Linked DNA regions of Homo sapiens: region 1 is linked to region 2. A link is an interaction called in ENCODE POLR2A ChIA-PET data of the cell type or tissue named here. Cell type or tissue: OCI-LY7. All regions are shown on one strand. Each heading gives the region's core, and the rest is flanking DNA. Links, peaks and the distances in the headings are about the cores only. Region 1 overlaps PRKCH (protein kinase C eta). Region 2 overlaps HIF1A (hypoxia inducible factor 1 subunit alpha).

What was found. ChIA-PET counts read pairs that join two places held together with the same protein. Peaks named below come from ENCODE experiments on the same cell type or tissue, not always from the same donor. Only the 100,000 strongest peaks of a DNase experiment are listed, where the experiment ranks them.
Region 1: POLR2A ChIA-PET joins it to region 2 with 6 read pairs; 15 of 35 experiments call an interaction of 5 or more read pairs at or near these places.

The regions. Positions count from the first base shown.
Region 1 is chr14:61,491,937-61,507,305 of GRCh38, forward strand. All of the region lies in intron 10 of PRKCH (protein kinase C eta), which reads left to right. Among named protein-coding and RNA genes, the nearest start is that of PRKCH-AS2, 46 kb to the right of the region's middle. RefSeq lists an enhancer at 14,252-14,824. In OCI-LY7, for the core only: no CTCF peak of the experiment used is centred there; a DNase peak (open chromatin) is centred at 9,945; H3K4me3 peaks cover 66 bases; H3K27ac peaks cover 1,013 bases.
Region 2 is chr14:61,711,279-61,726,647 of GRCh38, forward strand. HIF1A (hypoxia inducible factor 1 subunit alpha) reads left to right here. Exons shown (of 15, transcript NM_001530.4): 2 at 9,104-9,294; 3 at 10,231-10,376; 4 at 10,461-10,545. HIF1A-AS3 (HIF1A antisense RNA 3) reads right to left here. Exons shown (of 3, transcript NR_144368.1): 2 at 5,691-5,739; 3 at 4,280-4,550. Among named protein-coding and RNA genes, the nearest start is that of HIF1A-AS1, 23 kb to the left of the region's middle. RefSeq lists an enhancer at 8,461-8,510. In OCI-LY7, for the core only: no CTCF peak of the experiment used is centred there; DNase peaks (open chromatin) are centred at 8,833 and 9,203; H3K4me3 peaks cover 3,491 bases; H3K27ac peaks cover 3,992 bases.

The DNA of each region.
Region 1 (15,369 bases), core at 5,019-10,018, 220 kb before region 2:
TGCAGTGAATGAGAACCTAGAATAGGGTGATTCTATCCAGTTAGGGAAAGATGGAAGATTTTTATAAGGAAGTGACTCTTGGGCTGAGGTCACGGTAAAGAGGGAAGGAAGGAACATTTGAGACAGAAGAAACAGCAAACGCAGATAGATGCCCAGTAACAGGAAGGAGTGTGGCAAGGTCAGGGGTTTTTAGAGCAGGCCAGCCTGGCTGGAGTCTAGGAAGCGTATCTTACTTCACTTGGCATTTTATTATCCTACAGTGTTCAGTCAGCTGATGACTTCAAGATTTTATTAAACACTCCTTGTAAATAATTTATTTGAAGGTTAGGTAAGGCCGGTCATGTTGCCAATCCCTGGAGGAGCCATCTATTCACAGTGAGTTCTCTGTGTCCAGGTCTGTGCATTTATACTCAACAATGGGTTTATAAAATATTAGAGCCAGAGGAGACCTCAAACGTTGCTAAGGGCCAAGTTATCTTTTACAGATGAGGGACTTCAGGTGTGAAACGTCCAAAAATTGTTTCTCATAGTGGATATTCTCTTCGGATGACTCATCTGCTGTTTGCTTTCCATCTCCAGGAAAACAAAAATATGGCTAGAAAATTTTGTTTCAGTCTTCAACTTACAGCTGGCATGAAGAGCAAACCAAGACATTTTGAGGCATTCAACCCTGTTTACTCCATTGCAGTGAGAAAAATCCAGTTGAGATCAGAACATATTTCCTGAGCTGCCACCTAGTGCCGGATGTTGCATTAGGAGGTGTAGATACAAGATGAGTAGATGAGATGTCTGCCCTTTGAGGCGCTTTCTGTGGGGTGAGAGAGATAGCCATTAATAAGTCATGGCAGCTGGGTTCCAAAATTGGAGTTTTCCCAGGGTATCTTGGGAGCAGACAGAATGGCCACTTGCCCTAAGATGGATGTTCAGGCAAACTTCCTGGAGGAGGTGATGCCTGAGCTGAGTGTGAAGAGTTAAAAGCTGAACAAAGATAAGGAGGGTGTTTAGGTAGGGGAGCAAGTTTGAGCAAAGCAGAGAAGTGTGGTGAATGTGTAGTTAAAGTGGAAAATGACAGGAACTTTGGTAGCACTGGAGCCTGAAGTTGGAGGCATGGGAAGAGGGAAGGCTAGAGGAGGCTGCAGAAATGAAGTATTAAGCACTTACTGTTCTTGAGATGTTTGAATTCTGGGTCACTTAGGACTTTGCTCCATTGCCTATCACAGGAAACATAAAAATGACAGTGGCTTAAGCCAGATGGAAACATAGTGCTCTCTCACATGAAAAGCCTGGAGGTAGGTAGTCCAGCCCCGCCATGGAAGCTCCGTGGAGTCATTTGCAACCCAGATTTCTGTGCTTTCTGTTCTGCTGTAGACAGGGTCACGTCCTTGTCTAAATGGTTGCTGAAGATCTAGGAATCATCTCTCTATTCCAATTCCATGTAGTAAGAAGGGCTAGAGGGCATTCCTCCAAACTGAGTCAGCTCCCTTTAAGGGGCCTCCTGGAATTCCACACAGTACTTACCATGGAATTGGCCAGAACTTGATCATATGGCTGAGTCTAGCTCCAGTGAAAGCCAAGAAATACAGTATTACAAGTGGCCATGTTCCAGCTAAAAATCAGCATTCCATTATTAAGAAGGGAAAGAATCATTATTTGATAGAAAACTTGCAGTGTCAGACACAAATTCCATGCCAGGGAGTCTGGGCTTTATGGAGCAGGTAACCTTTGAAGAATTCTCAGCAGGTCTTATGACATGAGTGGATTTATATTTTACTTTTACGTGCGGGTGGGGGGCATGGCATGTGTGGACATACCCATGGTAAGCAGCAGCCAGGTTGCAAGGGAGAGGTTCATTTTGAGGCAGTTGCAGAGTTCCAAGTAACAAGATAATGAGGACCTGAACTAAGACAGTGATGGTAGGGCTGATGAGAAAGGCATAAGAGATAATAGCAAGTAAAGCTGATAGGACTTAGTATTTGGGTGGATTCAGGGTAAAAAAGAAACCGGAAATCATTTCCAGGTGTTTAGCTAGAAGGTTGAGTGGATGGCAGTGCCATTAGCTAGGAGAGATCATGTGCCTAGGAAGAAGTCTAGGCAAAAGAGGAAGAAGTTTTAGAAAGGTTGTATGACAGGTGCCTGAGGTATACTCCAGTGGAGATGCTCCATGGATAGGGGCATAGGAGTCTGAAGCTCAGTAAAGAGGATGGGCTGAATTAAATATTTGGAAGTCATCAGGACATAGCTATTAGTTGAGACCACGAGACTGAATGAGATCACCCAATAGGAGTCTCTTAAATGGAACAGTGTGAGTCAAGGACAGAACCCTGGGGAACCAGACTCCATTAGAAATCTGCCTAAATTTGGCTCCAGGGTTATAGAAACAATTGGTATGTTCATCATTTAGAGTAAGTATCCCCAAAGTGCCAGTGTATTAAAAATATAATTCCATAAAAGTATAGAAAAAGATCACTTACTTTAGAGTATGTGTGTGACGCTACATATATTCTTCCTACTGAAAGAATGCTGGACATGGTTTTCAGAAGCCCTGCATGCTAGACCCAGCCCTGGTCCTGGGGATGTGGGCAGGTTGCTGAATGCCCCTAGCCCTTTGGCCCATCTGTACAGTGGAGGTGCCATTGACACAGCTTCCCAGCAGGGTCCTTGTAAAACTCAAATCAGATGGAAGTGGAAATGCGAATGCTTTTTGGAACATGCCGTGTCAATATAAGAGGTTATCTTTGCATATGTGCTGTCACCTGATTTGGGTTTTCTTGGTATCCATAGGCATAGGCAGCAATTATTCTCAAGACACTGCCTGAATAACAGGTAATTCTTCATAGAAATTGGAGTTTTAGCTTGTAAAAATCAACCTTCTGAAGACCAGTCTCTATAGTAAACTCTGGTCATGCTTTTCTTTGAAACCAAATCATTTTCTCTGTATTTTCACAATATTTTGGAATTGCAAGTGATTGATATACTTACCATGAACTTACCATAAACCCTTGAGATAATTTTCTTAGGAAGTCCTAGGGCATATGTGACAGGTTGTACAACCTGAAGACTATACTCTGGCATTTTGCTTCAATTTCAACAGTTTCTAATGTTTAGGGGAAGCAGTTGACCTCATTTTGAGTTTACGCCTTCTGGTATTAAAGCAGATGTTTGATGGTTAATTTGAGAGGAGATTCAAGAACCTTTTCAGACCATTAGTGGAGTGAACATCCTGAGGGTGTAATCCCAGTAATGCAGTTTCTCAAAGGACCTAACTTTATAACAGATAGACATTTAAGTCCTGGGACACCTTGATCATTTTTCTGTACTTCATATATTAAACCAGAATGCTGATCCTGGCATACCTCCTCAGGGTTTGGCCTTTTCATCAGTGAAGGCTGTGACTATTTGGAACTAATTGATAAATGTGTTAGTGGCTTTCACCAGCTAATGAAACCAGGCCACCAGTTTTGCTCTTCTTCCCACCAAATTGACCAAGCAACCAATTGCTTCATTATAATTACAGAGAATCTTGGATTTATTTGCTGAACAAGAAAAATACAGTCATTTAATCTTTATGTATTAAATGAACACAACCATTTGTAAAAAGTAATTGAATTGTACAGTTCAACAAATGTTTATGAAAAGTCTACCCAATGCAAACCTTTGTCAGGCTCTTAGGGAGTAAAAGAAGAATAAAGACAGGTCCTGCCCTCGAGCTTGGGGTGTTTGTTCTTTCCGTTAACAAATAATTTTTTTGTTGTTGGGCACTCACTGTGTACCAGACGCTACTGTGAGCTCTGGAAAAATACAGGAAATAAAACAGACAAAACCCCCTCCTCTCAGGGAGCTTAACTTCTAGCACAAGTAGTAGGACAAAATATAGAAAGAACACAAAAGTAGGACAAAAGACAAAAATATATTGAATGTTAGGGTGATTCAGTATATGGATAAAAAACTTGGTAGGAGCAATATAAAATTCAGTAACAAAGATTTACTGTTTGACACAGAGATTTTTAAAAGCTTCTCTGATAAGGGACATTTGAGCAGATGAACAAAGACCTAAGGATGGGAGGAGGCAGCTCCATGTGAATATCTGGGAGAAGAGTGTTCTAGGCCAAGTCCTTGGAGGGAGAGTGCGCAGTGGGATCAAGGAGCAGCAGAGGGACCAGTGGGCTGGAGCAGATGAATTCGGGCGTCATGGGCGTCGAGGGCCCAAGCCTTTTTGTTTTCTTTCTGCAATACAGAATGCTAACCACATGTGTTGAGCATTTGTCCTGTAAGGATAAACTCCTCTGTTTAATTGTATCTTCTGTATGACAGTTGCACAAGGTAAGTGGCATTATCCTTATTTTGCAGACAAAGGTCAGTGACATTATCCTATATTTGAGGCTCTGGGAAGTGAAAGGACTTGTTCAAGGTCACACAGTATGTGGTGGAATCTACAATTCCACTCCATGATATCCTTTTGAATCCATGCAGGTGCTGAGTTCCCTCACCCATCAGGCCTTTCCACACGTTTCCCCCTGCTTAGAATGCTCCCCCATCTCTTTGCCAAGCTTCCAGCTACCAATTCTTGCAGTCTCATCTTAGTCATCACCTCCTCTGATAAGCCTTTCCTGGACTCCCCTACCCTCCAGATTCCATCTAGGTTAGGTGCCCCCTCTGTTCCCATGGCATCCCGTGAAACCCTTCCCTTAGTGCTTTCCATAGGCTGTGCCCCTGTGCATATGGGTTCATGAAGGCAGGGACTGTGGCTGTCCAAGCCCAGCCCCTAGGACAATGACAGGAGAGTTAGGTGTTCTTAGGTGTTCATGGAATTGACCAAGGCCTCAAATTCTACGCTTTTTTTATTTTAAGATGACAGGTCAGGGCTGAGAATATATTATGATTGCTACCATTTATTGAGCATCTACTACGAGCCAGGCTCTATTCTGAGCTCTCTGCATTAACTCACCTACTCCTCATGACAGCGCTATGATATGACACTCAGCTTGGGAAGAGCTGCCCATTGATTGTCTTATTCTGGCCCAAACCCATGATTTTCTCATAACTCAAAGCAGTCTTTTTTAAATAAATGAAAGCCTTCTGGAAAGTTTCTCTGATTGACCGAAAAGGATGTTTGCACATCTGTAGTAGTGATGCATTTATATCCTCATACATATTTATTTGGATCTGACTTCGATTCTTTCCTTAGAACAGATTCCTGGAAAGGCACACAAATTAACGACTTTTAGAGCTGGCATTGTGGATAAGAGCTGGGGCTCCTGAGTAGAATGGACCTGGGTGTTTCCAGTCTTGGTTCTGCCACTTCTCTGTTGTGGGATCTTGATCAGGTTACTTTACCTCTCTAAGCCTCAGTTTCTTCAATGATAAAATGGAAGTCCTGGAAATACTCACCTGAGGGTGGTTGTTAGAATTAAATTTGTGATGTGGAGGTGCATGTAAAGCCTTTAGCCCAGAGCCTGGTATGTAGTACATGCTCAGTGATGTTCACTTTTAAACATTCTGTTTGCTACCACTTTTGGGAAAAGCATCAAACACATGTTCCAGTGACGGGTATTGGTGCCATTTTTCTAGTTCCCCTCATAGATCTTAAGTGCACAATTGGATAAATTTTGACATATGTACACATTGTGTAATCAATACTCCAAATACTATATGGAACATTTCTGTCATCCTAGAAAGTTTTTAGTGCCCCTTTCAGTTAGTCCCCAAACACCCCCATAGGCACCCAGTGATTCTGTGTTGATATTATAGGCTGTGGATATCCACATTGAAACTATTGAGTGTCTTCAAAGTAGAATTGCTTCTCAGGAGTGTCCTTTTCAGTATAAGAGGATGGGCTCTTTAAACTGACTACATGAGTGTAATGGCAGTTATGATCAGAAGAGACTACCCAAAGAAAGACTTCATCCCATCAGTCAGTTTTACTCTCTGTAGAGAAAAGTAATTACAGGAGGATAAACACCAGCACATCAACAGTTGTTGTCTGAGGTAATATAGGTGATTTTTATTTTCTTTTTGATGGTTTTCAAATGTTCTGTATTGAACAAGTGTTGTCTTTTTATCATTAAAAAAATGCCATCCTATTTATTTATTTATTTAGAGATGGAGTCTCACTCTGTCACCCAGGCTGGAGTGCAGTGGCTTGATCTCAGCTCACTGCAGCCTCTCCTCCCGGGCTCAAGCGATTCTCCTGCCTCAGCCTCCCAAGTGCCTGGGATTGCAGACATGCGCCACCACACTCGGCTAATTTTTGTATTTTTAGTAGAGACGGGGTTTCACCATGTTGGCCAGGCTAGTCTCAAATTCCTGACCTCAAGTGATCCCCTACCTGGGCTTCACAAAGTGCTGGGATTACAGGCATGAGCCACCGCACCTGGGCAGAAATGCTATTTTAGAAGTGATCTCATGTGATACTATGTTTTTCAACATGATGTCAGAAATTGGTAACCTGCTGTTTTATCAGTTAAGTTCTGTCAAGCCCCAGCCTCACGCCGTGACCACTCCTTGTCTGTGAAACCCAGTTCTACAGAAGTCACAAAGCCATTGTCTTAGTCTGCTCAGTACTGCTTAGTCTGCTGCCATAATAAATACCACAGACTGGATTCCTTGAACAGAAATGTATTTCTCACAGCTCTGGAGACTGGGAATTCCAAGATCTGGGTGCTGGCCAATTTGGTTCCTCATGAGGGCTCTCTTCCTGGCTTTAAGGTGGCTGCCATCTTGCTGTGTTCTCATGCGGTGAGGGGATGGAGAGAGCACAGGCTTTCTGGTGTCTCTTGTTATAAGGTCACAAATTCCATCATGAGACCTCACCTTTGTGGCCTCACCTAGCCCCAATTATCTCCCAAAGGCCCTACCTCCAAATGCTATCACATTAGAGCTTAGGGCTTCAATATATGAATTCTGGCAGGACACAAAACATTCAGTCCATTACAGCCATTCATTCATACACGTGTTTGGGGTTTTCAGTTACATTAAGCAACATGTTTTGCAGCTACTTGGTTTGATAGTGCCAAATCTACCCGGAAATGATTTCAGCCCTAAGGAAAACAGCTCCTGCTACAGTGGAACACACAGTAGACAGGCACGAGAGAATAACCAAGGATTAGACCGAGGCGTTGTCATGCGTTTGGCTCATTAAGCCATGCATGTTAGGCTTGGAGCTCTATTTTGAGGTGTGTTGAGACCAAATCCTTCTCCTAGATCCCAGTACTTAAGCCTGGCAGGAAAAAAAGCTGAGTACACTGTGGTTTTAGAGTGTACCTTTTGATAAATAGTTTGCAGCATGTCCCTGAAAGGGGAATTTTTTCCTTTGTCTTGCAAATGTCAAATTGTACTTTTCTGTAAACTTTGTAAGTAGAAATGTGAAGTGGTACAAGTGCTCTGTTGCTTTTTGGTGAAAATGCTCACACATGATGAATTTCTCAGTTCAGTTGCAAAGAGAAGTTAGTGAAACCTAACAGGCAAACTACCCCACACCCTGGAGAACAGTGTCCTGGGGGTGTCTGGTTTGCTAGGTGTGTGGCTGGTGCAGCAATGGGAAGGTGGCGCTTTGACTGCCTGGCCCCTCACATCTTGCTCCTCCCTTTTCACTGCTCCTCTGGCCTCCAGAGTAGCCATGTAAGCCTGTGCTTTCACGTACAGAATTGCTGCTCTACCCTGTTCTTGGCATTTGCGTCAAAATTTACTGTGTTCCGCTGACAAAATTCTAGAATCTCAAAGCTGGAATGGAGTTCAAAGTTATATACCCTTCTTCTTTCAAAGCATGAATATCCAACATCTGCCGAGCAGTCATTTTTTTCCGTACTTAAACACCTATAAGCAAAGAGGAACTTATACTTCCTCCACTTTCAGGGATGTACGGCTTTTGGAAATTTCGCCTTTCTGTTGACTCAAACATTGTTTCCCAGTAGCTTCAGTTCACTGGTTCTGGACCACCTATAAGGGGTAGACTTAAAAAAAAAAATACAGCTCTCTTACAAGAAAGCTGTGGAGATATGTGAAGGCAGTCTGGGTCTCCCAATCTAGTTTACCTGTTAACAAAGGAAATACTATTAGCCTGATAGTCGCTCGTTCTGGCTGTTTCTTCAGGATTACTGATTTCTCAGTAATCCATAAACCATCCATGTTATTAGGCATTCTAGATACTTGGATCAATATCCGGTTGACTTGTCACGTTCTTCTCTTACGAAATCAGAACTATCTGAACTAGCAGTTGGCTAACTGAACTGAGTTATGTTATTATAGCTCATGTTACTTCTTTTGGGTAAGACTTGGTCTTTTTTTTTGAGACACGGTCTCCCTCTGTTGCCCAGGCTGGAGTGCAGCGGTGCAGCTCACTGCAGCCTAGAGCTCCTGGGCTCAAACCATCCTCCCACCTCAGCCTCCCAAGTATCTGGGACTACAAGTGTGTACCAGCACACCCAGCTAATTTTTGTAATATTTTTAGAGATGGGGTCTCGCTATGTTGCCCAGGCTGGTCTCAAACTCCTGGGCTCAAGCAACCCTCCCACTGTGGCCTCCTAAAGTGCTGGAATTACAGCTTGAACCACCATGCCCATCCTTGGTCTTTAACTGGATATTGTTGATGCTGACTATAGAGTAGCAAGCACGGTGGAAAGTTAATTGGTGTGGTGATCTCAAAAAAGGATATTTAAATTTTCCTGTTGTAAGGATCTCAGGAATTTAATTCCTGCATCCATTTGAGAGTATAGCTTCAGCCTGTATGTGCACATGAAAATAGAGAAGGTAGTCATAAATCCCAGAACTGAGGATCTCTGTGCACAGCCCACTCTGCAAAGGTGGATATTTTCCTCTCAAATCAATCTGTGACTTGCTCAAGGGTGAATTACCAAAGATGAAACATGGGCTGAGCACGGGGGTGGGATGGGGGAGACAAGAAAATCACCTTTGGGTATGTCAAAATAGAGGTACCTATGGAACTCCTTCAAATGGTCCATCTCAAAGTTGGAAATACCAGGATAATGTTTAAGACTGGCCACAGACTCAGGTTGATTGCATGGAACAGCATGAAAATGAGACAGTATTGGCTTACAGTTAAGAACGAGGCTTTGAAGTCAAACTTAGATTTAAAACTTACCCCCACAATGTACTGTAATTCTGTGATATTGTACCAACTCTTTAATTCTCTAAGCCTCCGTTTCTTAATCTACATGAGGATAACAGTACTATCCATTCCATGGAGTTACAGTGAAAATTAATTCATGTGGCTTGCTTATTCCAGTGTCTGACATCAGCAAATCCTCCATATACATTATCAGTTGTTAAGAAGAAAAGTGATCCAGGGAAGGAAATTAAACAATGAATTTACTTGAAAGACAGATTCCATAAGGAAATTGTTGAATAAATTATGGTTATACCCGTACTGTGGAATATTATGCAACAATTAAAAGAAAGAATACATTAGATCTACATATATTGACCTGGATGGTTTGTCCCTGATAGACAAATAAATGAAAAAAAGAGAGATGTGTGCTCATTTTAATCCCATTAAAAAAAAAAGCAGTAGCGAAAGCTACACCAAGAGTCTCGTACGTTTCCTCATTTGTCATGGCTACATAAGGGCTTGCATCTTGAGCTCTTTTTTGTTCATTTCATTTGTTATCCCTCAATTTCTGGCACAGGGCATGGCAATATTTCTTTTTTCTTGTCTTCATTTCTGTTTTATTTCTAGCAACTGAGCCAACATTTGTCTGCAGGAATTCATGGTGGGGAGTAAGTGATGAGAAGATGGGTGGAAACACAGTATCATTTATTGACTAAAGAGCAGTGTCACTTTAATTTAATTTTAAAATGTAAATTAATGCATATACATAAAAAGGACACTTTTAGCTGTTCTAAAATGATTACAGTGAATGCTAAATCCTCTTCATACCCTTGTCCCCAGTCTCTCAATTCCTCTTCCTCAAGACATGTCCTTATATGTCCTTCCAGAAATGGTCTATGCATATGCAAGCTCTGCATTTGAATGTCTCCTGTTGAAAAACAAATGGTGGTATATTATCTACCTGAAGAACAGAGATTTTTTCCTAAGTCTTTAGAGAGATGAAATCTAAATCCTTAAAGAAAGGTAGTAGGTAGGCAATCTTTTCTTTTCTTTTCTTTTCTTTTCTTTTTTTTTTTTTTTTTCCGAGATGGAGTCTCACTCTCACTCAGGCAGGAGTGCAATGGCATGGTCTTCACTCACTGCAACCTCCACCTCCCAGGTTCAAGTGATTCTCCTACCTCAGCCTCTTGAGTAGCTGGGACTATAGCACATGCCACCACACCCGGCTAATTTTTGTATTTTTAGTAGAGACGGGTGTCACTATGTTGGCCAGGCTGGTCGCAAACTCCTGACCTCGTGATCCGCACACCCCAGCCTTCCAAAGTGCTGGGATTACAGACATGAGCCACCATGCCCATTCAATCTTTTCTTTTATCAGAAGGGTCTATGGGTGACAGTTCAAGTCCTGGAAATAATTCTGCTATCTCTTGTTGGAGAAAGTGCTGGTTTTTTCAGATCAGGCAACAGGCTTATAAACGTTTATTGCAGTTACAAGCTACAAAGAAAGATTTCTTTCCAGCACTACTGCTCCAGGTAGAGCAGTTGCACCAGTCATTATTTATAACTGGATTAAAGAGTAGCAGCACATACTTCTACCGTGGTTATAGAGTGCCTTCTGTTGTACAGAGTGGACTGCTTATTCACCAGGGAGTTCTCAAACACCTTTCTCTATGGGCGCTGTCCCAAATAATGTCAAGAGAGAAAAAATTAAAAATGAGCTCCTGCCCTCTAAGAACAGATGGGAGCAGCCCCAAATCTTGCAAATGAAGCAAGAGGGGGTATTCAGTCTTTAATCCAAGCAGCTAGAAGCTTGCCTTTCCCAAGTTCACCGAGTGAGGATTTTAACACTCCTTTGACAAAGAAATGGGGCCGAGCAGCAGAGGAAGGCAGGTGACACTGAGTCATGGAATTCACCCTTTCGAGCCCTTCCTGGGGGATGTGTGGCTCTTGGGTTGGTTCTTGAAGGAAAGGAATGAATGTAAGAGAGGAAGGGAAGCAGGCTTTTTTTTTTTTTTTTTTTTTGACTCCTACACAGAAGGTGGAATTGAGAAAAATATACTGTGGCGGTGAAATCAACTTACAAAACTGAGGAGGAAAATTTTGACAAAAGCAAACCCAAAATCTGATTACTGTGGGGCTGTCCATTTTATTGCTGCACCAAGGAGCAGGGTAGATACTATTTTGGCCTAAAGAACACTGAAATTTTGTTTTCTCATTTGCAAATAGACAGGTTCAAACCCGTCAGAGGCCGTAACTGAGTTTCCCTGTGACTGATTTGTATGTGTGTTAGTGGTTTTTTTTTTTTTTTTCCTGTAAGAATCTGGTTGAGTAATTCAGAAGGTTAAAAAACAACCAAACAGAAATAAGTGAGAAAAGTTAACTGAGGTCTGCCACATATGCCGGGAAGGTGCCCACAGACTGGCAGAATCTGTGCAGTCTTTGTCTGTTTCTGCCTATGCAAATACTAAGCCACGCTCAACAGAGCTTGAGCGTTGTATCTGTTCAACTGCCATTTAAGAAATAGGACTCTGTTCTCAACAGCTTATTCCTTGGGGTTTCAGAATGTAAAATATGAAGTGTGTATAATCACAGGCCAGGTTCCCAGCATTTCTCGGCATTTCAGCTTTGGCAGGAGGAATGGGAAAAACTGAAGTTTTTATGTCCAGGAAGGCTGAGTGTAATCTTTGTTCTGTGGCACTGGGAAAGGAAGTGAATCTGTTACAAAGCGCTTTACCTCTGAAGCATGTCTCAGGGGCAGCTGTGCTTTGTGCCATGTATTCTGTTTTCATAAAAAGAAAGAGGTAGAGTCGAGGGCTTACCATGCAGAGTATTTTCACAGTATCTCACTTGATATATCATCCAGGGAAAGTGACCTGTGTTATACTTTGTGTTTTAAGATATAACTCTAGAATCAAAAACTTACCAGAGAAGCTCAAGATACTTTACTTTGCAAGAATTAATTCTCAAGATAAAAACTCATCAGAGTTCAAGATAAGAAGGGTTCAATTAACAACACATTTTAAATGGAAGAATTATTTAAAAAATTGTTTTAACTTTGAATGAGCTTAGATTAACTTACCTGTTGCAGAGGTAGGTCAGACCCCATGTCATCATTTGCCCAGAAAAGTCCCAGTTTGCTCCCATAATCCCCCTTCATGACCCATTTTACTCTCAGAGGCCCATTTTGTTTATTGGGTTTTTTTTTCTTGAGAGAGTCTCGCTCTGTTGCCCAGACTGGAGTGCAGTGGTGCGATCTCGGCTCACTGCAACCTCCACCTCCTGGGTTCAAGCCATTTTCCTGCTTCAGCCTCCTGAGTAGCTGGGATTACAGGTGCTCACCACCACCCCCGGCTAATTTTTGTTATTTTTAGTAGAGATGGGGTCTCACTATATTGGCCAGGCAGGTCTTGAACTCCTGAATTTAAGTCATCTACTCACCTCGGCCTCCCAAAGTGCTGGGATTACAGGCATGAGCCACCGCACCCAGCCGTCTGAGGCCCATTTTGGGCGGTACACTGCATGGTCATCATACAAAGAGGTGTCTGCATTTCTACTTTTTTTTCTTTAAGATGGTAGAACCAAACAAAAAAGGGTGTTTTTACAAATTGAGAGGGGTCCCTCTGTAGGAGGGGAATTTCTCCAGCATTTTCCTTTGATGGAGTATTCTCCTCTCGTTCAGAAATAGGAAATTTAGTAACTAAAGCATTAAGAACAGATTTATTTTTTAACATCAGTCACTACCTTAGTTTCAGAGACACACTGGGGGAAATTGCCTTTCCCTTACGCCTCTTGTTTTATGTCCTTTATATGAGATGTTAATATATTTACATGAGGTATAAATTTGTCTGTAACTTTATAGGTTTGTATTCATTTATTAATCCATCCATCCATTCATTTACTCATTCAACAAATGTTAATTGAGACCTATTTTTTGCCTGGAGATATAATAGTGACCACAATAGGCCTGCTCCCTGCCCACAGGAAGCAGGCATTCTAGTGTAAGCACACAAACAAGTAAAAGTAATTACCAATTGTGAAAGTTACATGGAAGGAAATAAGTGAGCTTTTATTTGTGGTTTTATTTCATAGAGCTGAAGGAAGTGAAGAGACAGATACCTCTCTCCCCACTTCTTTCATTGCTGAATGTCTGAAGTATTTCTTACTCCATTGGACTACTATGACAGAACACTATCGATTGGGTGGCTTGTAAACAACAGAAAATTATTTCTCAGTGCTCTAAAGGCTGGAAAGTGCAAGGTCAAGGTACCAGCAGATTTGGTGTCGGGTGAGGGCCTGTTTCTTGGTTCACGGATAGCTGCCTTCTCACTGAGACTTCACATGGTGGAAGCCGTGAGAGAGCTCTCTAGGATTTGTCTTTTCTTTTCTTTTCTTTTCTTTTTTTTTTTTTTTTTTTTTTTTTTTTTGAGGTGGAGTCTTGCTCTATCGCCCACTGCAACCTCCACCTACCGGCTTCAAGCAATTCTCCTGCCTCAGCCTCCTGAGTAGCTGGGATTACAGGCATGTGCCACCACGCCTGGCCAATTTTGTATTTTTAGTAGAGATGGGGTTTCTGCATGTTGGTCAGGCTAATCTCGAACTCCCGACCTCAGGTGATCCACCCGCCTTGGCCTGCCAAAGTGCTGGGATTAGGAGCATGAGCCACCACGCCCAGCCGGATTTCTTTTCTAAGGGCGCTAATCCCATTCACAAGGGCTTTACCTTCATGACCTAGCCACCTCCCAAAGGACCCACTTCCAAATACAGTCACATTGAAGGTTAAGTTTCAACATACCAATTTTGGGGATACATAAACATTCAGTCTATAGCAGTATTTTATCTGGGGTTTCAAACTCAAATACCTTCAGAGTAGAGGCCAATGGGGACACTCCTGTCTCATGGTTCTAACCAGAGGGGACTTGCATATCCATTCACCTAAAGCTCCGTTAAGAAAGGTGAGGAGCCCCGGGCCAGACCCACAGGAAGTGTCCCCAGGTTGCATTTGGCTCTGGTCACATATTCACTTTTTCCAGAGTCCCCAAGGTATACTTTAGTTCCACATCAATGCCTACCAGGCCTGGTTCAGTCTTACATTTCAATAGGTCCCCTTGTGGGTCTCGGAGAAAAAGAGAGCAGCATTAGAATTTTACTACCACAGTGAGTTTTTCCACTTCACTTTGGAAACATTGAGCTATTCCTACGCAGTTTGGATGACAGAAATACTGTGCTCAGTGCAATCTACTGGAAAATCTGAGTGCTTGGAAAAATGTCAGGAATACTCTCTTTTGTCATGGAATTTCTCCATATTGCGGCGGTACTTCAGTGTGAGTCAGCAGGAGGAACTTCGGTGCACCAAGCAGGCCTCACATCAGTGGGGTTGTGAGTCCCAGCTCTGATTGAAGTCAGGGGGGTGGGTAAGTGATGTCCTGGCCAGTCCAGGGATGGGGGCTATTTCTAGTGTGCAATGCTGGCCCTCCTGAACCAAATGTGAACCCCCCTGGACTCTCGCATGAGTTTCTCTGGAAAGCTCGTCTTCTCTTCTTTACCCAACCCCTCCCCCTACCACTCTTCCAGAAAGTTGCTCTTCAGAATTCCATGAAGGATGGAAGCAGCCCTGAACTAACTGCCCTGGGGCTCTTTATTCTCAGGCTACCAAGAAAAGAAAAAAATGCTAAGAAGCAGGGACCTGGCTGCCTGATCTTCCCTATGGTCACTGGCTCTTCTTGAACAGGCATGTAATGAAATAGTGTGGAACAGTAAGAAAGCTCCTACAGGCAGAGGCCATCCATGAAGCCTCTTCTCAGGCAATGGAGTCTTCAAATGGAATGACCACAGACTGTTTTCTTTGAAGGTGAATGCACATGTCTAAGCCCTAAATTGCCCTGCTAAAATCGTCTTCCCTTGGACACCAAAAGCATAGCTGACAAAAGCAAAAATAAGTGAGAGGGAGTACATCAAACTAAAAAGCTGCTGCATAGGACAGGAAACACTTGACAAAATGGAAAGGCAACCTATGGAAAGGGAGAAAATAGTTGCAGATCTGATAAGGGGTTAGTATCCAAAGCATATAAGCAACTTATACAACCCAATAGCAAAAACTAATAATAATAACCTGATTAAAATGGACAAAGGACCTGAATAGACATTTCTCCAAAGAAGATATGCACATGGCCAGTAGGTTTATGAAAAGTTGCTCAACATCACTAACCATCTGGGAAATGCAAATGAAAACCACAATGAAATATCACCTCATACGTGTTAGGATGGTTATCCAAAAACCTGAGGACAAGTGTTGGCAAGGGTGTGGA
Region 2 (15,369 bases), core at 5,808-10,807:
ACTGCAGCCTTGAACTCCTGGGCTCAAATAATCCTCCTGCCTCAGCCTCCTGAGTATCTGGAACTACAGGAGTGCACCATTACACTCGGCTAGTAATTTGATTGGTTAAGAACATTAACTATAACTCACACATTTTCCTGACCACATTTGCTTAGGACAAAACAGTAAAAGACATGAGTGTAGATGAAAGCGATAAGGGAACTAATCTTAAACACTGAACCTCTTTTCAGCAAATTGGCTTTCTAGTTTCTCAGCTCTCTCTTTACACCTCTAAATCTCTTTCCTGGCAAGATCATTTATTTGCCTTGGTTTATGGTGATACTCTTCATTGTTATACTGGTGGGTGATTGTTTTAATTGATAGCTGTTTTTTTCTACTTCAGGAAGATGACACTGCTGGCTCTGCTGGCTCTGATGTTTACCTTGTGGCTAATGCCTGTGTTTGCCTGTGTTCACATTTATTCCACGATTCATTTGTTAACATTTACTAAGCTGCTTTTCTGTGCCAGGAACTTGGCTAGATAAATAAATGGTTGTTTTTGTACACAGAATTAGCTGTCATAATCAGTTACTGTAGCATTTATTCTTGCAAAAATATATATTTATACTTCAACTAGTGATCGAATCTCAACTTATTAATTCATACATTCAGCCAGCACATAATTGAATACTTCTTATGTGTCAGAAACTGTTCTAGGTGCTTGGGATGTTCATTGAACAAAATAGACAAAAGTCTCCGCCTCTATGGAACTTACTTTCCAGTGAAGGTGTGGATTGGTGGGATAGAAAATAAAATAATCAAGTAAGATATGTACTTAGGCTTTCATAAAAATACAGCAGGGCAAGAGGACCAAGATGGAGGCAGTGATCAGGGAATCTCAATGAGGGTGAGACTGCGACAAAGACTTGAAAAAGGTGGAGAAGCAAGCCTTGTGGGTATTTAGGGTAGCAGTAGTCCAGGCAAGGGGAACAACTAGTGCAAAGGCTCTAGGAGGCAATGTGTTTGAAGTGTTTTAAGAACAGTAAGGAGGCTAGTATGGTTAGAACAGAATGAGCAAAGGGGGCAAAGTGGTAGAAGGTGAGATCAAAGAGGTAATGAGGCCATTGTGGAGGCCCATATGGACTATTGGAAGGGCTTTGGCTTTTACTCTAAATGAGGCAAAAACCATTTTAAGCAGAGAGGAGTGATATGACTTGATTTCTTGTTAAAAGGATTATTCTAGTTGCTGTTACAGAAAAAGATTACAGGGGTGCAAAGAAACAGGGAGACAAAAGAATATAAGATTTTCACTGTAACTTATATCTAGTATGCTTGCTTATACTTGAAAATGCATATCCAGATAATTGTAGTAAATTCAAATATTATGTTTATTTAATAGTACTAACATTGATATGCTGGTTAATTATGATTAGGAGCACTAATAAAGCACAAATCAGGGATTCCCAAAAAGAATGTTGAAAGGGCAGTCAGCTTTTCCTGTGCCAGAAATCAAAGTCATAGCAGATTTGGGGCAAATATGTCAAAGTCAAACTTACGCACATCACTACTGAGAAGACAAAGATGAATGTGTGACAGTTTCCTGCCCCCAAGAATCTTTAAGCATTGTGAAGGAAGATTAATATAGCCAAATAACTAGAGTGATCAGTTCTACCAGAGAGGACCAGTTTTGGAAGCCAGAGGAAAAAAAAAAAAAACAGAAACAAAATGATGTTTGAATTAAATCTTTAAAAGTTTCTCTTATAAATTTACCAAGCCACATATTGGGAATGGTACCCCAGGCAGAAGGAGTAGAGTAAGCAAGCCAGAAAGGAAATACTATGGTGCTTTTGAGTAACTGCAGTGTGGCTGAAGAATGTGGAAAATGATGAGGATAAAGAGGTGGACAGGGAACTAGGTAAGGGAGGGCTTCCTTTTAAATAATTAGACCTTGTCCTGTGTACATTTAATGGGATTTTAATCAGGCCATAATGCCAAATTTCTTTACTTCGGAAGGATCTTTATGGTGATGGTTTCAGAAAGAAATTAAAGCAGAGTAACAGTGGTTAGCAATAATGATCAGCTAGTGGTTCCCAAACTTACGTATCATATGCATCTTGGAAGTTTTTAAAAACTCAGATTTTGGGATCCTGACTTAGATCTACTGAATCAGAATTTACAGATTCAAATTCCCAGTGAGGCCTAGGAATTTGAAATGTTGAATGTCCTTCACGATGCAGCTAGACAAGCATTTGGGAATAAAGCATTAGGTGACTATTTCAGTAGACTAAGGAGTGGGAGGCCATTTAAGCTCAAAGGCTATTCTACTTCTCACTATATTTCTAGTACCTAGCACAGTGCATGGTACTTGATAGATGCATCCTTTCTCCCATACCTCGCCCTACACATCTCTTCATGTGTATCCTTATTAATATCCTCTATTATAAACTGGTAAACATGTTTCCCTGAGTTCTGTGAGCTGCTCCAGCAAAGATGGGTTTGTGAGAATCCCAACTTTTGAAGCCTGTCAGTCAGAAGTTCCTGAGGCCAGACTTGCAACTCCTGTTGAGGGGGCAGTCTTGGGGACTGAGCCCTCAACCTGACACTGTCTCCAGGTAGATAGTGTTAGAATTGAATTGAAGGACACCCAGTTGGTGTCCGCTGCAGAACTGATTGCTCACCTGGTGGTGGAGAGAACCCCTCCTCTCCCGATAGGGTTGCAGAAGTTGTCTTCTGTGTTGTTGATTGCTGTGGTGTGGGAGCAGAGGGGGGAAAAAAGCTGTTGGAGAGTTTTTTCCAAAACAATAGGAGATTATTTAGATTTATAAAAATAGAATCAAAGTAGATTAACTGAGCACATTGTGAAATATAGAGTAGAGCTGTGTGTAAGGAGTATATCTTAATGTCAAGCTGACACCAAATTGAATGTTTGCTGGAACGTTCAAAAATCTAAGCTTCCCAAATCTGTGAAAACACTCAGGTTAGTAAACAGTCTTATGCAAACAGCAAGACAATGCTCAAAGCCATTTAAGGAAAAAGAACAGTAACTGAATTCTCTTATGGAAATGTGAGATGTTGTTTTAGTAAGTACTGATGGTGTTATACTTTTTGTTTATTCGTTTGCTGGTATTTCAGTTCCTAAAATTCCTTCAAATATGCTGCAAAATACAAACCAAGAACTTGGTGGATTTTCCATTTGTTTTCCTGTGGGAAATGATGGAATTAAAAACCTTGAGGATTAGACCTTGAGAGTTACCTTCCAGTGTTTATGCCACCATTATACAAAATTCTGGAGGACAAAACCCTTCCCACTTAAAAACCAGTTAGTTTCAGAAAATCACCTCATGTTAGGAGACTGCATCATTATAGTATGTGTGTTAGCTTTAGGTATAGATCTAAAATATTTTTAATATTTTAAAAACTTAAGCCTTTCTTCATTAATTTGGCCTAATACAAGTTAGAATAACTTTAAAAATGAGTACAAACAACAAGGAAGGGCCAGGCGCAGTGGCTCAACGCCTGTAATCCGAACACTTTGGGAGGCCAAGGTGGGCAGATCACCTGAGGTCAGGAGTTCCAGACCAGCCTGGCCAACATAATGAAACCCCATCTCTACTAAGAATACAAAAATTAGCTGGGCGTGGTGGCACACGCCTGTAATCCCAGCTACTCGGGAGGCTGAGGCAGGAGAATTGCTTGAACCCAGGAGGCAGAGGTTGCAGTGAGCCGAGATCGCGCCATTGCACTCCAGTCTGGGCAACAAGGGTGAAATGCCGTCTCAGGAAAAAAAAAAACAGTTTCTGTGACTGCTAGACAAATGTTGAGCAAGTAAAACACCAACAATGTTGAACTTAGATATTGAAATAGCTGCTCTGTACAAATAAAGTCTACTGGGAGTATAGACTGAATTACCATCTTTTGACTCTTTCGCCATAATGATTGGCATTACCGGAAGGGATTACCTTGCTTTGAAGAGCTGCTGGACAGTAGAGCAGAGAGCATCTATTACCATTGTAGGTGCCTTTCAGTTAGGATTTTGGATTTATAAGCAAACTCCAAGAAAGAGCCTGGTTCTGAGTTTCTCTGAATAGCTTAGGTCAAGTCCTAAATTCTGAAGCCAACTCCTATAATTCCTTCTTTATGTCTTTGGCATGTGAAGTAGGCAAATTTCGAACTTTATAATAATAGCCTAGACTTACAAATACTTGCCTTGGTAATCAGGATGAGTTTTTGAGAGACAACATAGTCTAGTGTTAATCGCGTGGACACCAGACTGCTTGAGTGAAATACAGGTTCTACCATTTATTAACGGAGTAATGTTGGGTAAGCTATTTAGCCAGGGTCCTTATCTGTAACATGGTGATAATAATAAAGATTAAATAATAGGTGAAAAATGTTTAGAATACCACTGTGTTATTAGTAAGCACCATGCATAGGTGTTTGGATTTAAAAATACTGGCAAAGGCCAGGTTGGGTGGCTCACACCTATAATCCTCGCACTTTGGGAGGCCAAGGCAGAAGGATCGCTTTAGCCCAGGAGTTCAGGACCAGTCGAGGCAACATAGATTCCGTCTCTGCAAAAAATTTAACAGAATTAGTTGGGCATGGTAGCGTGTGCCTGTAGCTACTTGGGAGGCTGAGGTAGGGAGGGGGAGGATTGCTTGAGCCCACGATTTCGAGGCTGCAGTGAGCTTATGATCATGCCACTGTACTCCAGCTTGGGTGACAGAGCAAGACTCTGTCTCTAAAATAAAATGAAAATAAAACTGCAGGCAAAAATGCCAACTGAAGAGTGAACATGAACTTTTCTTTGCATTTTTCTTGGGCCTGAGACTTTAAGAAGTGCAGGGCAGTTAAAATGATGAGATATAATTCTCACCTATCAGCTCAGCAGAAATTAATAAGATTAAAAAGATGCGTAATATATAATATTGCAGAGTGCATGGGGGAATTGATATACACATTCATGAACTGGCAGAGACAAAAATGGGCACAGAACCATTTGGAAAGCTATTGTGTATTTTAAAAAATTTCAGTAGCACATTTTTTATATCATGAAATTTCACTTCAGAATGTCAGTCCTGTAGAAATACTGACGCAAGTGCAAAAACAACAAAAACCAACTTGTACCTTCAAGGCCAGAAAGAGTTATTTCACCAAATAACATAATTGAGGTACATTAACTTTATTAGAAGTAAATCTGATAATCTGCTCACATTTTAAATAGTTATGGTTTAACTTCAGTTCTTGAAGTCACATATTTTTACAATTAGGAATGCTAACAGGCTTTTTGTGCAATACGAAAAGATGACTTTAAATGCCTACAATTATTTTGTGTCCTTTTATTTTTTTTTAATTTTTACTGACCTACTACAAAGCACTAAATATTTTATGTTCTTAATCTGAAGAACAATAGACATTCTCTATAAAACAACTCTTGCTTATTCATGAACTTTGTACACAAGAAGCTTAATAAGACGGGCTCAAAATTATTTTTCTAAATATATTTCCTATACAAAATAATTTCAAGATATAATTGTTACTTTTGTGTCTAATACTGTATGTTAAATAATAAAATGGTAAGCATGTAAAAACTACAATACCACAAAGATTGAGCTATTTTGCCAGTAGTATACTCCAACTTTAGTTCTAGAACAGTTGTAGAAATGGGTAAACAAACTGTTTTAACTGTACTCTTAACTGAAATATAGTACCTTATGCAGTAGCAGAACATATCAGCAGAAGAACTTCACTTGACCTGTACTTAAAAACAAAACAGATGCAATTTATAAAATTTAGAGAAATATAGTGACCTTATTTGCATGTGGAAAATGTACTTCTTTCTGATCTACATATCTTCTGTTGTGCAATGTAAGCAGTAAAACAAATAGTACAGGATTCATCTCTGTGGGACCTAGACCCCCTGGTCTAACAAATAATTCTTGGTCAGTACTGTAATTCTGTGGTATAAAACTGATAAAATTAGCCTTCCTGTGACTAGACAAGAAGCCGGGCAGTTTAAATGCTGAAACTCACAAGAACTTCAGAAGCTTTAGCTTTAAGCTTTAAGCTTACTTAGAAATGTTATAAGACCTCCAGTAGTCACATATGAAGAATATCATGAAGATTTTTCCATTAAATCTTTATTATAGATCCCTTGATTGGTTTCTGTCTAGACTCATTGTGTGATAAAGGACATAATAATTTTTATCACCTTCATCTAATATAGGTTTGTCAACTCTATATTAGTTGTTTTCTTGAAGGCTGGTTTTCTTCCAAAATTCAGTCTTATTTTCAGTCTACACTAGCTTTTAAATATACTGTCCTTTAGATGCTTTATCTAACCTCAAATTTCTAATGGATTTGTCTTAGACACTTATTGCCACTCCTTAGATAGTCATTGCTATCTTTGAAGTTCTGGACGATACGTGTATTACAGAGGAACTGGAGACATTCCATCACCATAGTTAGCTTGATTGGATACCCTTTAAAAGCATATACTCGCGCCTGTAATCCCAGCACTTTGGGAGGCCGAGGCGGGTGGATCACTTGAGGTCTGGAGTTTGAGACAAGCCTGGCCAACATGGTGAAACCTGTCTGTACTAAAAATACAAAAATTAGCCTGGCATGGTACCACATGCCTGTAATCCCAGCTACTCAGGAGGCTGAGGCAGGAGAATTGCTTGAACCTGGGAAGTGGAGGTTGCAGTGAACCAAGATCTTGCCATTGCACTCCAGCCTGGGTGACAAGAGCAGAACTCCATTAAAAAAAAAAAAAAGCATATATAGCACATATTATAAGGTTTTCAATTTTTTCACCAAGTGTTTCATTTGGGTAGTCATTTATTGGTAGTTTACATCAGTTGAGTGGTTCAGAAAAAATACAGTAAGTTGCTTATAAAATTCTGAACACTTTGGCCAGGCACAATGGCTCAAGCCTGTAATTTGAGCCCTTTGTGAGGCTGAGGCAGGAGAATTGCTTGAGCTTAGGCGTTCAAGACCAGCCTAGGTAACAAAGAACGCCTGGAATGATTGTGGCATTTGAACTAATATTCAGGTTTAACAAGAGATAATTGACCATCACTCTATTTTAGAGGCTTTATTTGAACCAGATAGAAATCTATTTCCCACAGCTATCACTGCCTGTCACCTACAACTTAAGGGGGTTGGGGAGGAAGTGAGAGATTTTCTGTTAGGGCCAATAGGGACCTGCTAGATACCCCCCCATCCTGGGAATGGTGTATGGAACTCCAGTGTATGCTGGAGTTATTATCATCATACTTGTTTTTTTATTTTACTCTTCTGCTTATACAGATCAAGTCTTACGTTTTATTTTTAAGTTTAAATTGAAAACATTTACAGAGAACAATGCAGTGAAATGAAAAAATTACAGACTGCTGGCATTTGCATTTTCATGTAGCCTCAGTGACTAATTTTTTTTTATTGTACAGCATTGAGAAAATCCTAGTTCATATAACTAGTTATAGTTCATATAGATTCATATAACTAGTTTTAAGTGATAATAGTTTCTTCCTTTTTTTCCTCCACCATCTAACCAGATGAAGATAATAGTTTTTAATAGCTCACCGTAAATTTCAAGGTACTCAAGTTAAATTGATCTAGATGCTTGAGTTGAAATTTTTCTATCAAAGTTCAATAACATGCTTACATTCCTTATTAAAGTATAAAAGTCCTATAAACACACAAACTTGAGTAAGTACTAAAACTAGTATCAGTATTGTCACAATACAACATGTTATATTGTAACAAGAGCATTTGCTGAGAACTGTGCTTGTTACTCCAGAATGTTGCTTCTATGGTTGTACCTTTCAACTTTGCAGATCATTTGGAAGGAGGAGAGATTTGGGGTGGAGACAATTCGGTACTTCATTCACAGGATGTAAGGAGGATTAAGTAAAATAATGCTGGCTAAAAGTCCTTATTTAGCATACTGCCCAATGCTCACTAAATCATAATAGCTGTTTTTAACATTTGGTGAAGAATCTATTTAACAGGAGTGAGTTGAGGGGCATAGGAGATCATGTGAGTGTTTAAAGTAGAAGCAGCATTCCCCATTAAGAAGAGAAATACTGTGGAAGAGCAAAGACTTTAAAACACCTGGGTTCAAATCCTATTTGCTACATAATGGCTACTTTTAACCTATTGAACGCCAGTTCCCTCATTTGTAAAATAGGGACAATATTTAACCTATTTACAGGTTGTGAGAGAACTAGGCACCTAGTACAGGGTAATGTTGGCACATGGTAACCTTTAATAAACTGTTGCTATTCAACAAGCTATTAGATGTCACTAGGCAGTTAAGCAAAGGAAGACAGCTTTTGCTTGGTGTGACAATGAAAATCTTTCTGATTTCCTTCTTGGAAGAGTTCCCTGAAGATATGTCATTGTATTGACACCTTTATTTTTGCTAACCTATCCCTCTAAATTCTGGATATTGTGTGTGCCACAGCTTTTTTTCTTCCATATTCCTGCATTTATTTGGCACCTGTTGTGCCAGTAATAGATAAGGGGCTGCTAAGGGAGGAGGCAACCTGCACTGGCTTATAGCTGCTAATGTCAGTTCCTATAGCTTATCGTCAGTGTTATTCATGTGGTAAAAGGGTGAGAAAGTACTGGAGTCTAAAGAAACAAGTAGAAATCAGTTTGTAGCTATTACCGTTCTACCTGCTAACAACTCCTGTTTTCAAGTTATTATGTACAACTTTAGGTAGTTTCTCTAGCCTTAATCGTGGTTTCTCTGTATTGAGACTACTTTTGAATTCTATGAAGTACAGCCTTAGATGTACAGGCTACTTTAAATTTTTGCCTAAAATAAAAACATTCTCTCCAATTACATATGCTGGGGAGGAAACACCTGCTTCCGACAGGTTTAAAGCTTGGTTTTGGACTTTTTGTGAGAGTTCCTTATGTGTGCAGTAATCCAAAATTTGTATAGTTGCCCTTTATAAAAGTACATTAATCTAGTAGACAAATCTCCATGTAACTTAATTACATGGCATCTTCTAATCCTTCTGTGATAAGCAGAAATGTAAAGTTTTATTCAAGTTAAGGCAAACTAACTTGTATACACTTTCCATCTCGTGTTTTTCTTGTTGTTGTTAAGTAGGATAAGTTCTGAACGTCGAAAAGAAAAGTCTCGAGATGCAGCCAGATCTCGGCGAAGTAAAGAATCTGAAGTTTTTTATGAGCTTGCTCATCAGTTGCCACTTCCACATAATGTGAGTTCGCATCTTGATAAGGCCTCTGTGATGAGGCTTACCATCAGCTATTTGCGTGTGAGGAAACTTCTGGATGCTGGTGAGTTATTTTACAAGGGTATAAATAGGCCTGAAAATTAGAAGTTAGAAGTAAATAGAAATTATTTTTAGAAGGTGGTCGCAATGTTTTGATTTTGTATACCTCTTTATATTGTGATATGTACACGTTTAAAAATTTTTCTGTAATTCTCACTATTTTTATCAAGCTTCATTTTTTTCTCATCAGTTATTCTTTGAAATAATCATTCTTTATGCACATAATTTGTTTTGCTTTATTCTCTTAAACATACTCTCAATTCTTTTCTAATATAACATCCTTTTTATTACCTGCTTTTAAAGCTTTAGTCAGGAATAAGATACTGGCTTTTCCCCTCCCCCCTTTTTCTCCTGTTCCATCTACCTTTCTTCCTTTAAAAAACATGACTCAGGCCGGGCGCGGTGGCTCACGCCTGTAATCCCAGAACTTTGGGATGCTGAGGCGGGTGGATCATGAGGTCAGGAGTTCAAGACCAGCCTGGCCAAGATGGTGAAACCCCATATATACCAAAAATATAAAAAATTAGATGGGCACGCTGGTAGGTGCCTGTAATCTCAGCTACTAGGGAGGCTGAGGCAGGAGAATTGCTTAAACTCAGAGGGCGGAGCTTGCAGTAAGCCGAGATCAAGCCACTGCACTCCAGCCTGGGCGGCAGAGTGAGACTCCATCTCAAAAATAATAAAATAAATAAATAAATAAAAAACATTACTCTTCTTTCTTCTTCTATGGTTTGCTTTGCTGCATTACTTTAATCATGAAAAGCAGCTGGCACATCTAATTATAGTTTTTCTAGCTTCTGGCCTGCACTTTTCTGTGTTGAAATGGCTGTATATATTAAATAAAGTGTCTGCGAGAAAACTTTGTAAAAACATCTAAATATTATATCATTTAAGTACAACTTTTTAACTAATTATTTTCCTCTTCTTGTGCCCTTTTTAGGTGATTTGGATATTGAAGATGACATGAAAGCACAGATGAATTGCTTTTATTTGAAAGCCTTGGATGGTTTTGTTATGGTTCTCACAGATGATGGTGACATGATTTACATTTCTGATAATGTGAACAAATACATGGGATTAACTCAGGTAAAATGCACACATATTAAGAGCTCTTCTATATGTTTTTATGATTTTATGATCTAGCCCTAATTTTTAAAAATGTGTTTACAGTTTGAACTAACTGGACACAGTGTGTTTGATTTTACTCATCCATGTGACCATGAGGAAATGAGAGAAATGCTTACACACAGAAATGGTAAGAAAAGTCTGTTGTTTGATTTAATGTGACAGGTGGTTTTACATAATAAGATACTATTGCTAATTATTAAACTTTGCTATTGTACTTACCCAAGGCAAAATGTTATTTCATGTTTAATAAAATGTCTATTCTTTGTTAAAACTATTATTTTAGTTTTTAGGAATTTCATTTTGAAAGCCCACCTAATTGCATAAATAATTGTGTGGGTGTGAGAAATAAAATGGAAAAGTAAAATCATGACCAAGAGAGTTACAAATAACTTTTTTTTTTTTTTTTTAAGATGGGGTCTCGCTCTTTTGCCCATGCTGGAGTGCAGTGGCACAATCAGCTGACTGCAGCCTTGACCGCTGGGACTCAAGCGATCCTCCCACCTCAGTCTCCCAAGTTAGCTGGGACCACAGACGCGTGCTACCATGCCCAGCTAAATTTTTAAAAATTATTTGTAGAGACAAAGTCTCACTATGCTGCTCAGGCTGGTCTTGAACTACTGGGCTTAAGCCATCCTCTCACCTCGGCCTCTCAAAGTGTTGGGATTACAGGCATGAGCCACCACGCCCAGGCTACCTTTTTTTTCCTTTTCTTTTTAAATTGTGATAGGGGTTCTTGCTGTATTGCCCAGGCTGGTCTTAAACTCCTGGACTCAAGTGATCCTCCTGGCTCAGCCTCCCAAAGTGCTAGGATTATAGGCATGCGCCACCACACCTGGTGGAGTTAAAAATTAAAATACACCATTAAGGCAAGGAGAAATTATAATACAAATGGCAGATAATAGGACTTTAGACAGTCATTAAAGTTGAGGTGCCAGTTTGAGTCTAAGGCCCAATAAAAAAAGTTCACCAGAATTTTAAGACAAACAACTGCTTATTTGACTTCTTTGGATGTTCTCAATAATTCGAGACCGTGTAGTTAGATTATAAAGTATTACATTGTGGATGCCCACATATTAACAAAAATAGAGAGTAAGACCTCTAATTCTTAGGAATTAATTGTTAAAAATAATCAAGTGTTCCAAGATTTTTTGGAAACTACCTCTTGAATTAAAAAATTAAAGTCTTTCTACATTTTTATCTTGTTAAACAGTGTATACTGATCATAATTATTTAAAAAATCATGTGTTCTAAGATTTTTGGAAAGTACCTCTTGAATTACAAAAACAAGAAAGTCTTTCCACATTTGTGCCTTCTTAAGCAGTGTATACTGATCATAATTGAACTTTTCTTCATGATGGAAAGTTACCACAAGGAAAATTTCTTATGTTCTGCTGTTCTTTGTTGCTCTCCAATTTAAGTGCATACGTTTGTTTGCTTCTATATTATAAAACCTCAAATTTACTTTTTGTATAATTTTTGAGGTTTTCTTTTTCATCTCATTTATTATAATAATAGCTAACCTCCATTGAGAGAATGCTGTGTGCCAGGACACTGTTCTTCCTATTTTATATGCTTTTAACTCCTTTATTCCTCACAACAACCCTGTGAAGTTAACTGTTAGACAATTTCTATTTTACTAGGAAACTGAGGTACAGAGTTACTAAGTAACTTTCCCAACATTATTTGGTTAGTAAATGGCAGAGCTTGGGCTGAACTTCAGTAGACTGGCTTCAGAGTCCACGCTCATTAGTCCTTTGGAGCGCTTTTCATATTCTTGAATTCTCACATTCTGTCTTTTTTCACTCTGTCAGCAGGACCTGACTCCTGTTTTTAAATTTCATATTGTGTTTTTACTGTTAATTTGGAAAACAAATGCATACTTTTTAGAATTCTGTATAAAGGAGGAGTAAATATGCTGTGAACAAGGACCTAAGTGGGTTGTCAATGAGTTTAATATATGAGTTCTAATGTGCAGAGTTGAGGTTTATATTGACTGCTCAGTGCTTCCCTGGGGCTAGACTATAAATGGATGGATATTAGGAAGTCTTGTTCTGATTTGGTAATGATGTTAATGCATTATTCTAAATCAGATAGTCTTAATATAGTTTAAATGTATGTTTCGAACCAAATGTTCTTTTTTAAAGCACACAAACATTTTGAAATCATTACTAATGTGGTTAATGAATTATTGATGTTCCATTGGGAAACTAAAATGCAGATTTTTCTCTTTTAGAAATCAGGGACTATTGCAAAGCATCACATTTTAGTGATACACTGAGAGCCAGTGGTGTGTTTATACAAATAGTCCTATTTTCCAAATAAATTCTAGAAAAATGCTTTAGAATTTATAAATTATACAAAATATGACTTATTTTTAGAGAGTTTAAAATTTAGGTTTTTTTAATGGTTTGTTTTTGTTTGTTTGTTTTTTGTTTTTTTTTTCCTCATTAGGAAAACACTAGTACTTTTCAGTTACCTTGATTTTTAAATTAATCTGCAGGTCCCCATTCAAAGGCCTTGGGTTCCTTTCAAAGGTCAGTATAATTCAAGCTTAGTTTATGAAGGACTGAACATACCCAAAGGATTTTGCATGTGGATCTTTACTGCCACTACCACAACCATCAACACCTACACACACACGACACACACACATTCTCTCTCTCTCTCTCTCTCTCTCTCTCTCTCCCCCTCCCTCCCGCACTCCTTCCCTTCCCCCTCCTTTGCTCTCATGGCATCTTTTAAAAATATACTCTTAAATCCTTCCAGGGAGGGCAAATTCACTTCTTAATCTAAGTAAACCCAAATGGCATGCATCAGCACCAGGACTGCCCATCTTTCCTAGTTCCATTATTCATAGAGTATAGGCTGGAATTCATCTTGTTCCTCAAGAGTCCAGCATTTCTAGTTAACCATGCCTACATTTAAACTTACTCTCATTTCTTTTCTACTTTACAGTGTTTTTTCAATATACTAGCATTACAGTTTCCAGATTTGATTTCTCTCCTGTCTTATTTCCATCAGTTTTCAAGTCTATTAAGATTCTACCTCTTCATTTGTCTTTTGCCACCATTCTTTTCCCTCATACTCTACTGGCTCAGCCCTCTCATTACAGTCACCTAATTCTAACATATATATTGCTGCTAAGTTAATTTTCCTTAAGTTACTGATTGTGCTTTTTTAAAGCCCCTTGTTGAATATTTAGGCAGGACTCCATGTGGACATCCACAGCCCTCCGTGGTACAGCCCTAACCTTCCCTTCTAGCTTTGCCTTACTACTCTTCTACGTGTACTCTACATTGTGGACAAACTACTATATGCTGTTTTTCAAACATGTCCTATTTTTCCTACCTCTGTGCTTTTCATTCTCTTACTTCTCCTTGGAATACCCTTCTAACCCATCTCTACTTACTGACATTCTAATGTCTCTTTTTCTAAGCAAGACTTCTTGATTTCCCTTGACTAGAAATTATCTTCTAAGCTCTCCCTATCCTTCTTTAAAGCATTTTTATAAGTCTCAAGTACCAACTCTACATTGTGTTTTTGTTGACCTTACTATATCTACTACATTTTTAACTTCTTCAGGAAAGGTGGCGTATCTTACTCATCTTTGTATTGCCTACAATATCTAGTCCAGGTTCTGAATAATAAATATTTTTATATGTGTTCTGAAGCACACTGACCAATGAAGATAAGAAATCAAGAGGCTAGTTCCTTATTTTTTTTAATTTTTTTTTTTGAGACAGTGTCTCACTTTGTCACCCAGGCTGGAGTGCAGTGGCACAATCTCAGTTCACTACAACCTCTGCCTCCCGGGTTCAAGTGATTCTCACGCCTCAACCTCCCAAGTAGCTGGGATTATAGGCATGTGCCACCACACCTAGCTGATATTTATATTTTTAGTAGAGATGGGGTTTTGCCATGATGGCCAGCATGGTCTCAAACTTCTGTCCTCAAGTGATCTTCCTGCCTCAGCCTCCCAAAGTGCTGGGATTACAGGCATGAGGCATAAGCCACTGCGCCCAGCAAGATGCTCTTTTCTCAGTCACCTAAATATAATCTCATTTTTAGTTATAGAAGGTTTGAAATTGGAGTGAATAGACTTTACTTAATTCTGACTTTATTTCTGTAGCTTTTTTTTTTTGAGATGGATTCTCGCTCTATATCCCAGGTTGGAGTGCAGTGGCACAGTCTCAGCTCACTGCAACCTCTGCCTCCCACGTTCGAGTGATTCCCCTGCCTCAGTCTCCCAAGTAGCTGGGATTACAGGCACCCACTATCACACCCAGCTAATTTTTGTATTTTTAGTAGAGACAGGGTTTCACCATGTTGGCCAGGCCGGTTTCGAACTCCTGACCTCAAGTGATCCTCTTGCCTCAGCCTCCCAAAGTGCTGGGATTACAGGCATGAGCCACCGTGCCCTGCCTATTTCTGTAACTTTTGATAAGTCATTTGATCTGTTGTTGTTGTTTTCTCATAGTAACAAAGTAGAAGTAATTTTCTGCCTGCTTTACTAGATAAATTAAGGGGAAAAAAATAAGATACGTAAAAATGTTATTTGTTATTAAAAAGAAAGTTGTTATTTTAAAGGTTCTATAAAGACATAGAGTGCTTATTAGAAATTGAGCTAACACATTCAGGAAAGGATAGGAAGAGTTTGCTGAAGTTCTTTCTTTAGGGATTCTTGTGTACCGATAGCACAGTTAAAGAGCAAACTCATACCATTTTTATATTTCTGTGTATTTGACTAAGCTTACTGGCTTCAATGATTAACTGTTATCCCAAATATGGATTATCTTTCAGCCAACTCAGGGAATCACAGCTACTGAGTAGTGTGTGTCAGATCTCTTGGGTGTGCTGGAGTGAGTAAAAGGGGAATGAATTACTGTGTTCATGCTGAGACTTAATTGAACGGGTATTCAGTTGATCTAGGTGATGGGCACTTTGTTACTTT